Linked DNA regions of Homo sapiens: region 2 is linked to region 1. Evidence: chromatin contacts called from ENCODE Hi-C or POLR2A ChIA-PET data. All regions are on one chromosome and are shown on one strand. Each heading gives the region's core, a stretch centred on a gene start or an enhancer-like site at or near the end of the contact. The rest is flanking DNA. Distances are from core to core; before and after follow the strand shown.

The links. A loop is a pair of places that touch in the nucleus more often than their neighbours do. ChIA-PET counts read pairs that join two places held with the same protein, here RNA polymerase II (POLR2A).
Region 2: a map of PC-3 shows a loop between it and region 1 (9-fold over the local background). The contact joins two enhancer-like sites. A Hi-C loop is called at or near these places in 2 of 168 maps with a recorded cell type or tissue (PC-3 and heart right ventricle). POLR2A ChIA-PET finds 5 or more read pairs at or near these places in 1 of 52 experiments (activated B cell).

What each region holds. Positions count from the first base shown.
Region 1 is chr2:150,618,716-150,623,111 of GRCh38, forward strand. No RefSeq gene overlaps it. Among named protein-coding and RNA genes, the nearest start is that of LINC02612, 8.0 kb to the right of the region's middle. RefSeq lists an enhancer at 1,537-2,736. Within about 2 kb of position 1,381, at least 7 of the 41 ENCODE cell types and tissues checked have a DNase peak (open chromatin) inside an H3K27ac peak, as active enhancers do; they include PC-3, where a contact is called at or near this core.
Region 2 is chr2:150,679,299-150,683,316 of GRCh38, forward strand. No RefSeq gene overlaps it. Among named protein-coding and RNA genes, the nearest start is that of LINC02612, 52 kb to the left of the region's middle. Within about 2 kb of position 2,238, at least 4 of the 41 ENCODE cell types and tissues checked have a DNase peak (open chromatin) inside an H3K27ac peak, as active enhancers do; they include PC-3, where a contact is called at or near this core.

The DNA of each region.
Region 1 (4,396 bases), core at 131-2,630:
ATGTTTAAAGAGTTACAACCTCTGTTTCCGTCTTATCTTCTACCAGAAACTCCAATAACCGCAGAGAAAAGACTTAATATATTCAGCTCTAAAGACAAAAAGGCTGGCTTGAAAAGTGAGAGTGCTAGCAAAGAAATGACCAAATCATTTTGAAACCCCATATATATGTATATAACTCATCTCATTTTTTTTTCATTTGTTTAGCCCTGTAGGTGTGATTCAGTGCTGTTTTTGTTTTCTTTTGTTTTGTTTTTAGAATTTAATACCTTATAAATAAATGAAAAGAAAGACAACTTAGTGTCAGTGAAGTCTGGGCCAAAAAAAAAGCATTGATTTGTGAGGGTCCTATGCAGAAATCACTCCAGCAAGTATGACCTTCACATGCAAAGTTTGGTCACTACTCTGGAGTAATACTTTTCAGATTATTGAAAGAAAACCATATTAATGAATTAAATATGAACTAAGCATACACTATGTACAAAACAATATTCTATCTGTCGGCAAAATGCAAAGTAGTATCTCTACAGTCCTAGCTTCTAGGAGATTTATATATAATTGAAGAGATATATACACTGTCCTATACAATTACCTTGGACTCTCAATAAAACTGATAATTTTCTCATACTGCACTAATCAAATTATTCATTTCCATGAATGTCCTTCTGCTAGAGATTAGGGACTAGGTTATACTTGCTTTGTTGTTGTTATCTCCAGTGCCTCATAGATATTCACATGAGGTAATTAATATATGTTTGCTGAATAAATGACCACTTATAGAGAATGTGTACACTAATATATGTACATGCAAATACACATATATGCAATAAACACTTATCCACACTTAAAATTATATATATATATTCACTTACATGAAATTTGATGTATATTTGTGTGTAAGATTAGAAGAAAGGAAATAACAAATGAGGAAATAACAAATGTATTACAATATTTCCATCATGCTGGTGTTATGAAAATGGAGCTATGCCTAAATTGTCCTTTAATATCATAGTATAAGTGGTGGCCTACAAGATATATGAGTAGGAACTGGTTTGGCCTTTATTTTAACTGAATCTCGGGCATAACAATGCCCTTTAGCACATTTTTCCGGACACATTCTCCAAGAGTTTTCCAATAAAGCAGATTTCGGCATTGCTGCTTCTTAGTGAGGTCCTGAAAAAACTGCAATGAAAAGGAAGATAACTTCCTTCCAAATATGCATCTCTGTATTATATGGAAATAAACAATAAAACATGTGATATGATATTTTTATTACCTGAATTATGTATTTTGAGGTCCAAAGACTGAAAAAGATGTTCCATTTTTTTTCTTCCAACTTGCTTGGAGGCAAATGTCCTTTAAAATTTGCACATCATGAGAATGGAATGTGCTCAGAGATCAGCTGAAAGTTTTTTTTAAAAAGTGAGGGCTTTGCAGCTGTGGCTGTGTGCTTAGGCTCGGCAGGAGAGGACAGGTCCCCTTCTGGTCATCCTACGAGGAGTTTTGACAAGCTCACCAGGAAATACAGACAATGCTGTCTGTCCTGACAAAGCCCCATGTGGGCTCTAAGCCAAACAAATGCAGGTGTATTATAATAATAATATCTTTTCTAGTACAATATAATCTGTTTCCCACTAAAATCTTTTGAACTAGACAGAAAAGATAATTATCCCCAGGTTATAGACAAGAAAGCCAAACGTTAGTGAGGTTTAGTGGCTTGGAAGTTTCTACAGTAGAAAGAGGTTCAATTGGAAGTAGGACCTAGTATCAGATTCCCTATAGATGTCAAAGGATATAAATGTTTGCAGTCTTATTATTTCCTGGCTTTTTGACCCTCTGCAAGTTTCTCAAGCTCTGAGTTTGACCAGCTTCTTCAATAACATAGAATAAAAGTCTCTCACATGGTTACTCTAAGGGTGAAATAACATATGAAAATAGTTTTATCAACAGCAAAGTAGTATTCAGAGTTCATGTCTCCTTAATCTTTTATTCCTCTCCAAACAGAAACTATAGTTTCCCAGAAGCATACACTTACAACAACACAGATACACAATTCTTTATATACAATTCTGAAATCCCCAAGAATCTAAATCCAAAAGTATTTGTAACTCATTTAGAGGCAAAATCTTCTCTGAACTGACAGGCCTATGTATTACCTTGTTTTTCTTTATTTAGTATGAATATTCATTTGTTTCACAGCAGAAATATCAATGTAATTGCAAGGTCATGAGTTGCTGACTCATACCTGTAGGAGGTATTCTGCAATAATTGCTAACATAACATTTTATCTTTATTGGGATTACCAAACATCCTGTATCCCAATAAATATCTTGTCTTAGGGATTTTGGAGACTTGTAACATGAGGCTTGTGACATAGAATCCGATTGACCCAGCTTCGAGATCATCTGACGATGCGATGCTGCAGTTCTAGGTGAAGATTGTTTGGTTCTCACAGGCTGAGTGGTTCTGGGGTCAGCCATAGGTTGGGTCTACTCCAAAGCAGACTCGGGACAGCCTTGGAGATGCCAAACACTTCCCGTCCTGAGCTTAACCTTGATTCCTGTGGCCCTTAGAATGATTATTCTTACAGCAACACACCCAAGTGCTAGAACCAGTAGCCACGTTAAAAAATGGATGAGCACTGGCCAATTCGATCTGAGTTTGAATCCCTGACCTATCACTTACCAGTTCTGTACCCTTGACAGGTTTATCAAGTTTTTTAAACTTCAGCTTCTCATCCTTAAAGTGGGAATTTTAATAGCGTTTTTGAGGGCTGTGTAAGTTTTAAATGGCACAGCATATGTAAAAGGGCTTTCTGTGGTGACTTATTCCTACTAAATGTTCAGTAAAAGTCAGATTATTTTCCCCTTTCATTTGTTGGCATTTCCGTACTATTTCCATCAACAGAAATCTCTACCATAAGGCTATTTGTGAAGATTTTCTTCAAATAACTGATTTATTGTGGTGGTGGTTGTTAATTAAAATAACTGATGATTGTTATTGTTTTTTTATTTCTGAATCTCAGTCTGGATCTGTGCCATCTTAAAGTCCAGAAAGTTGAATTGGTTTAATTCCAATAGTATTCTGCCAAGATTTTTTTTAAGAAAACAAACTCTGTTAATAATGTATGAGGTTTATAATGCACATGTATCACAGTTTACAGGAAACAGAGAAAAATACCCCTAAGTGGTAAAGTGTGTTTATTGTAGGTCAACTAATCACATTTCTTAAACCTGGAATATATGAAATTTGATGCTTGGCTGTAGTCTGTGAAGAACTGCTGGGCATGGACTGTACCTTGGCTGTGATTCATTCTGATCTTATGAAGGCTGGAGCTCATGACTATAGAGTATGAGGCTGGCATGACTAATTCCCTTATAATTATCAAAAGGTCTTGAGTCAAAAAGTTATCTCCCGAGTTTGATCACAAGTCGTAAATGCACAAGGAGAGATTCCCTCCAGTGTTCAAGTTTCTCTCTGCTGCTGACTTGGGCGGCATGGGAGCCCCTTCTTAGGCCACCAGAGAGCCTCACGGTGAGGTGCTGGATGATACTCTCAGACCCTTCTCCTCAAGTAAAGGAGGACATGCTACACAAGGAAGGATTGCAAGTTTATGGAGGTGGCTTTATAGGTCAGTGGGGAAAGGAAGGACAATTTAATAAACAGTCATAGGACAGATAGACATTATAAAATAAAATAAGCCTCCCTAATTTGGATCTGAGGAAATCAATGCCAGGTGATGTGAAGACTTGAACAGAAAAAAATTTATAAGAAAATACGATATGACTTTAGGAGAGTGATACAATTTAGACGTTTGCTCCTTTTGAGTCTCATGGTGAAATGTAATCCCCAGTGTTGGAGGTAGGGCCTGGTGGGAGATGCCTGGTCATGGGGGCAGATCCCTCATGAATGGGGGTTGGTGCTGTCTTCGCACAAATTAGAGTTCTCTCTCTAATTTCACATGAGATCTGGTTGTTGAAGTGTGTGGCACCTCTCCCCTCACTCTCGCTCCCTCTCACCATGTGACATGCCTGCTCCTGCTTCACTTTCTGCCATAAAAGTTTCCTGAGGCCTCACCAGAAGCTAAGCAGATGCTGTGCCATGCTTCCTGTACAGCCTGCAGAACCATGAGCCAATTATACCTCTCCTTTATAAATTACCCAGGCTTACATAATGCTTTATAGCAATGCAGAAACAGCCTAATACAGATAGGGAAGGAGTCTTTAAAAAGACAAAAATGCACAAATCATGAAAAGAAAATGTGGCCAAATTTTACTAAATGAAAGTTAAAACTTCTGTAGAACAAAAGGTACCAAAAGTTACCATAACACTATTTTTATAAAAGTTGGAAATGTGCAAAATAAGTCTATATATTATTTTTTATATTATGTATATAACA
Region 2 (4,018 bases), core at 988-3,487, 61 kb after region 1:
TTCACCAAACTGCATCCTACAGTTATATGAAAAGCAGAACCTGTAAGTGATAAACTTGGACATTTAGCTGAGGAGATATCCATGCAAAGTATTGCAGGTGTGCCCTGGGTTTTTCTTGCTGCATATAGTAAAATGAGAGAGGAAAGAGATAAATTGAGGAAAGAACAGTTAAGCAAAAATGAATCAGATATTGACATGAGAAATTATCAGCCTTTACAGGTTGAAAACAATGCCAAAATTAGAAGATTCACTTTTAGGAAAGCACGCTCTGGAGAGAAAGCCAAGGGTGTAGTTGGACACCTTTTAACTAAAGAGATTAGGCGTGTGACTCATGGATCCACTCAGTCGTCTCAGTGGAAGCCAAGAATCAAGATGAGATTATCCGGGGACGATTTGTGGAGAGTGTTGTTGTCTCATGTTGTGTATTCCTGTGAAATTCACGGAAGACCCACAGGTTTTCAAGAATATTATATTAGCAGAAACATTGTTAGTTCGATTGAGAAAGACAAAGACAACATGAAGAAATACTGTTGGACTCCAAAATACTACATGCAAAAAACATGCTGATAAAACTAATTAGCTAAAAATATGTGCTACCCTCCAAGAAAAAGAATGACTCTGAGAGTAGACATTAATGCAGAGGCATACACAGTTGTGAGTCACAGAGGATTCTCATGCCTTGAAACCTGATGGAATTTGTCCTGCTCAATTTTCAACTTACCTGGAACCCGTTACCATTTTATTCTTTCCATTTTCTCCTTTCTGAAATGAAAATGTCTATAACTGTCTCTCCCACCATTACATTTTGAAAGAAGATAACTTATTTTCTAATTTCCTAGGCAGACAGAAAGAATTTTGCCCCAGAATAAATCATATCCAGACCCTCACCCATACCTGATTTAGATGATGATTGCCTTAGTCCATTCAGACTGCTGTAACAAATTACCAAAAAACTGGATGGCTTAAAAGCAACAGGAATTTTTTTTCTTACAGTTCTAGAAGCTAGAAGGTTTAAGACTGAGGTGGCAGCAGATTTGGAGTCTGGTGAGGGCTTAGTTTCTGATTCACAGGTGGTGCCTTCTTGCTGCATCCTCACATGATGGAAGGAGGCAAAGCAGTTTTCTGGGGCCTCTTTTATAATCCCTTTCAGGAGGACAGGGCCCTCCTAACCTAATCACCTCCCAAAGGCCTCACCTTCTAATACCATCACCTTGGTGATTAGAATTTAACATATGAATTTAGGGAAGACACAAACATTCAGACCATAGCAATGATATTTGGGACTTTTGAACTGATGATATTTAGATGAGATTTTTGGACTTGAATAGATGCTTAAATCTATTGAGAATTTTTACAATGTTGGAATTAGGTGGATATATTTCACATGTGGGACAGATGTGAATCTTTTGGGCCAAAGGTCACAGATGCGGTAAGCTTAAAAAATGGCAAAAGGGCATTATATTTTATGGCAAAAGATGTGACAAAGTTAAGAATCTTGAGAGGAGGAGCTTATCCTGGATTATTCAAGTGAATCCTCAATGCTACCACAAGTGTCCCCATGAGAGAGGCAGAGGGAGACCAGATACAGACACTCAGAAGAAGAGGAGGTGATATGATTACAGAGGCTGAGATTGGAGTGATGTAGCTATAAGTCAGGACATGCCAACAGCTACCAGAAGCTGGAAGAGGCAAAGAATGGCTTCTCCCCTAGAGCATCAGCAGAAAATGCTTCCCTGCCTACACCTTGATTTTGGCCTTCAGAACCATGAAAGAATAAATCCCTGTAGTTTTAAACCACCCAGTATGGTAATTTCTTACAGCAGCCCAAGGAAACTTGTACACCAGGTAAGTAATAAAGAAATTAATTAATTTTTTATTGGAATGTGGAAAACACATATATAAGAAGAAGAGACTCATGCTCTCAACACATTTCCTCCCTCTAGCAAACTTCCTTTAGTTACAGGACCATCAGGTTTGCATGCCCACTGCACAGTAACATACCAACACACTGAGACAGCAGGACTTGCAGCAAAGAAAGCATTTAATGATCACAGGGTAGCTGAACAAGGAGATGAGAGGGACCCTCAGATGCATCTCCCTTAGGAGTTTTTAAGAGGATCATGGAGGGCAAAGGGCTGGAAAACTGGGATCATTTATCAGTCAGGGTAAGGGGATGAACTCGTCAGGATGTGGAAACCGTATTATTCAGTGAGTCAGTATGTCATGGGGTCCTTCAGACCAGCTGACATCAGTGATTTCATCAGTAGGCAGGGCCTGAAAGAATCTCTCAAATGGAAAATTTAATGTTTCACAATGCTTAAGATGTTATCTACAGAGCAGTTAAGGGGAACTATAATCCTAGGACAGGGTCTAATGTGATTCTGAGGTAATAGGCAGCAAATGACTATGAGGAAGTGGGTCAGAGAGCAGCTGACCTAATGATTAATGCTAAGTGTGCTGTAAGCTTGGTTTATTTTTTTCTCCCCCTCTCTTCTTCCCTGATTAATTTTATAAACTTTATAGGGATGGTTTCACTTTCCTGATATTCTGGTAAGTGGAAACTGATGAGTACATTACCACTGGGTATTGGTCATAGGAAGAAAAACAATTGCCTACAAACTACTATAATATACTCCTGAATATCATATTTTTATTTTCTGTTCCCAGGCAATGATATCAAGGGAGAATCTGCAGACATACCTTTATTAAGTTAAAATTTAATACCATGCTCCTGGATTTTAGAAAGAACAAAAGTGGGATACAGCCATACCTGAACTATTTCCAAGATTTCTAGCTATTTCTCCTTGATAAAGGCATTTTCCCTTTATGAGTATCTACTTCCTCATATTAAAATGAGGATGGTGGACTAGTCTCATGGGGTGGCTGGAAGATGTATGTTAGGACAAAGGTGTCACACAACAGGCAGTAAAAAATTATCATTGCCCCATCATCAACTGGAGGAGCTCATAGCTCATCTGCTTTTTCTTTGACTTCCAGGAGGCTCAGAGATAAATGTAATCTTTATCATAGTGGCTCATCAGGCTGAGTGATTAGCATATGGTGGTTTCTTTTTAATTCATATATTTAATTTATGTTAATTTTATCAACATTATTGTATATTTTTCTCATTATAAACTGCTTTCTGGAGACAGGTTAGATAGGCATAGTTAATAAGTGGTCAACTATGTTTGTTTATATTGTCTACGAAGATAATTGTCTTATATGGCCTATCCTGTGTTTGTTTTGGTGGAAAGTGATGGGGGCTCAAAAAAGTTAGCAGGCAGAAGTGTCTGGCTCCTTTAAACAACCAGTTTGTCTTGCGTCCAGGAAAATTATTTCCACCTTGGGAAAGAACATCCTTTAAAATGAACCTACTTAGAAAGGAAGCAAGGCCAAGCCCTCTCTATAAAGAAAAAACTTTGCCAAGGAACTACAGAGCTCCTTGAGGGCATGCAACACCCAGAATAAGTAACAGAAATGTGTGAGAGGCCTAAGTCAAGTCTGCATGCTACATATCAGCTAGCTGAGTAGAAATTGACATTAAAACTTCAGAAATTGCATGGAAGAGCCAGATGGGAGAACAGTACGCTATATATTCAAAATAGGATTTAAAGTAGTTTATCAAATGTGTTTACAATACCCCCAAACCAATGCTTATTTAAACTGGCCATATGTTGTAGTTTGTGCATATAAATTCAAATTAACTTAAAGAAACTGTGTTACGTCTCTCAAGTACGCACATTTGAGGTAAGCCTGCAGATTTGGTAAGAGCACCATGCTAAGCAATCAATGTGGACCACAACATTGATTGCAACAGGTAATACGGCCGCATAATTTTTAAATACAATTTTCTAAGAAGTACAATTTTTAGATATCAGTACTTAATAGGCAAAATGATCCAAGCACAATTATTTTTATAGTTTTATCACCTGACCATCACTGAGGAGATGGCTTCAATGCATCAGTGACTTGTTTTTTTTTTTTTCGTGACAGAGACAGAACTCTGGTACCTCTTCCT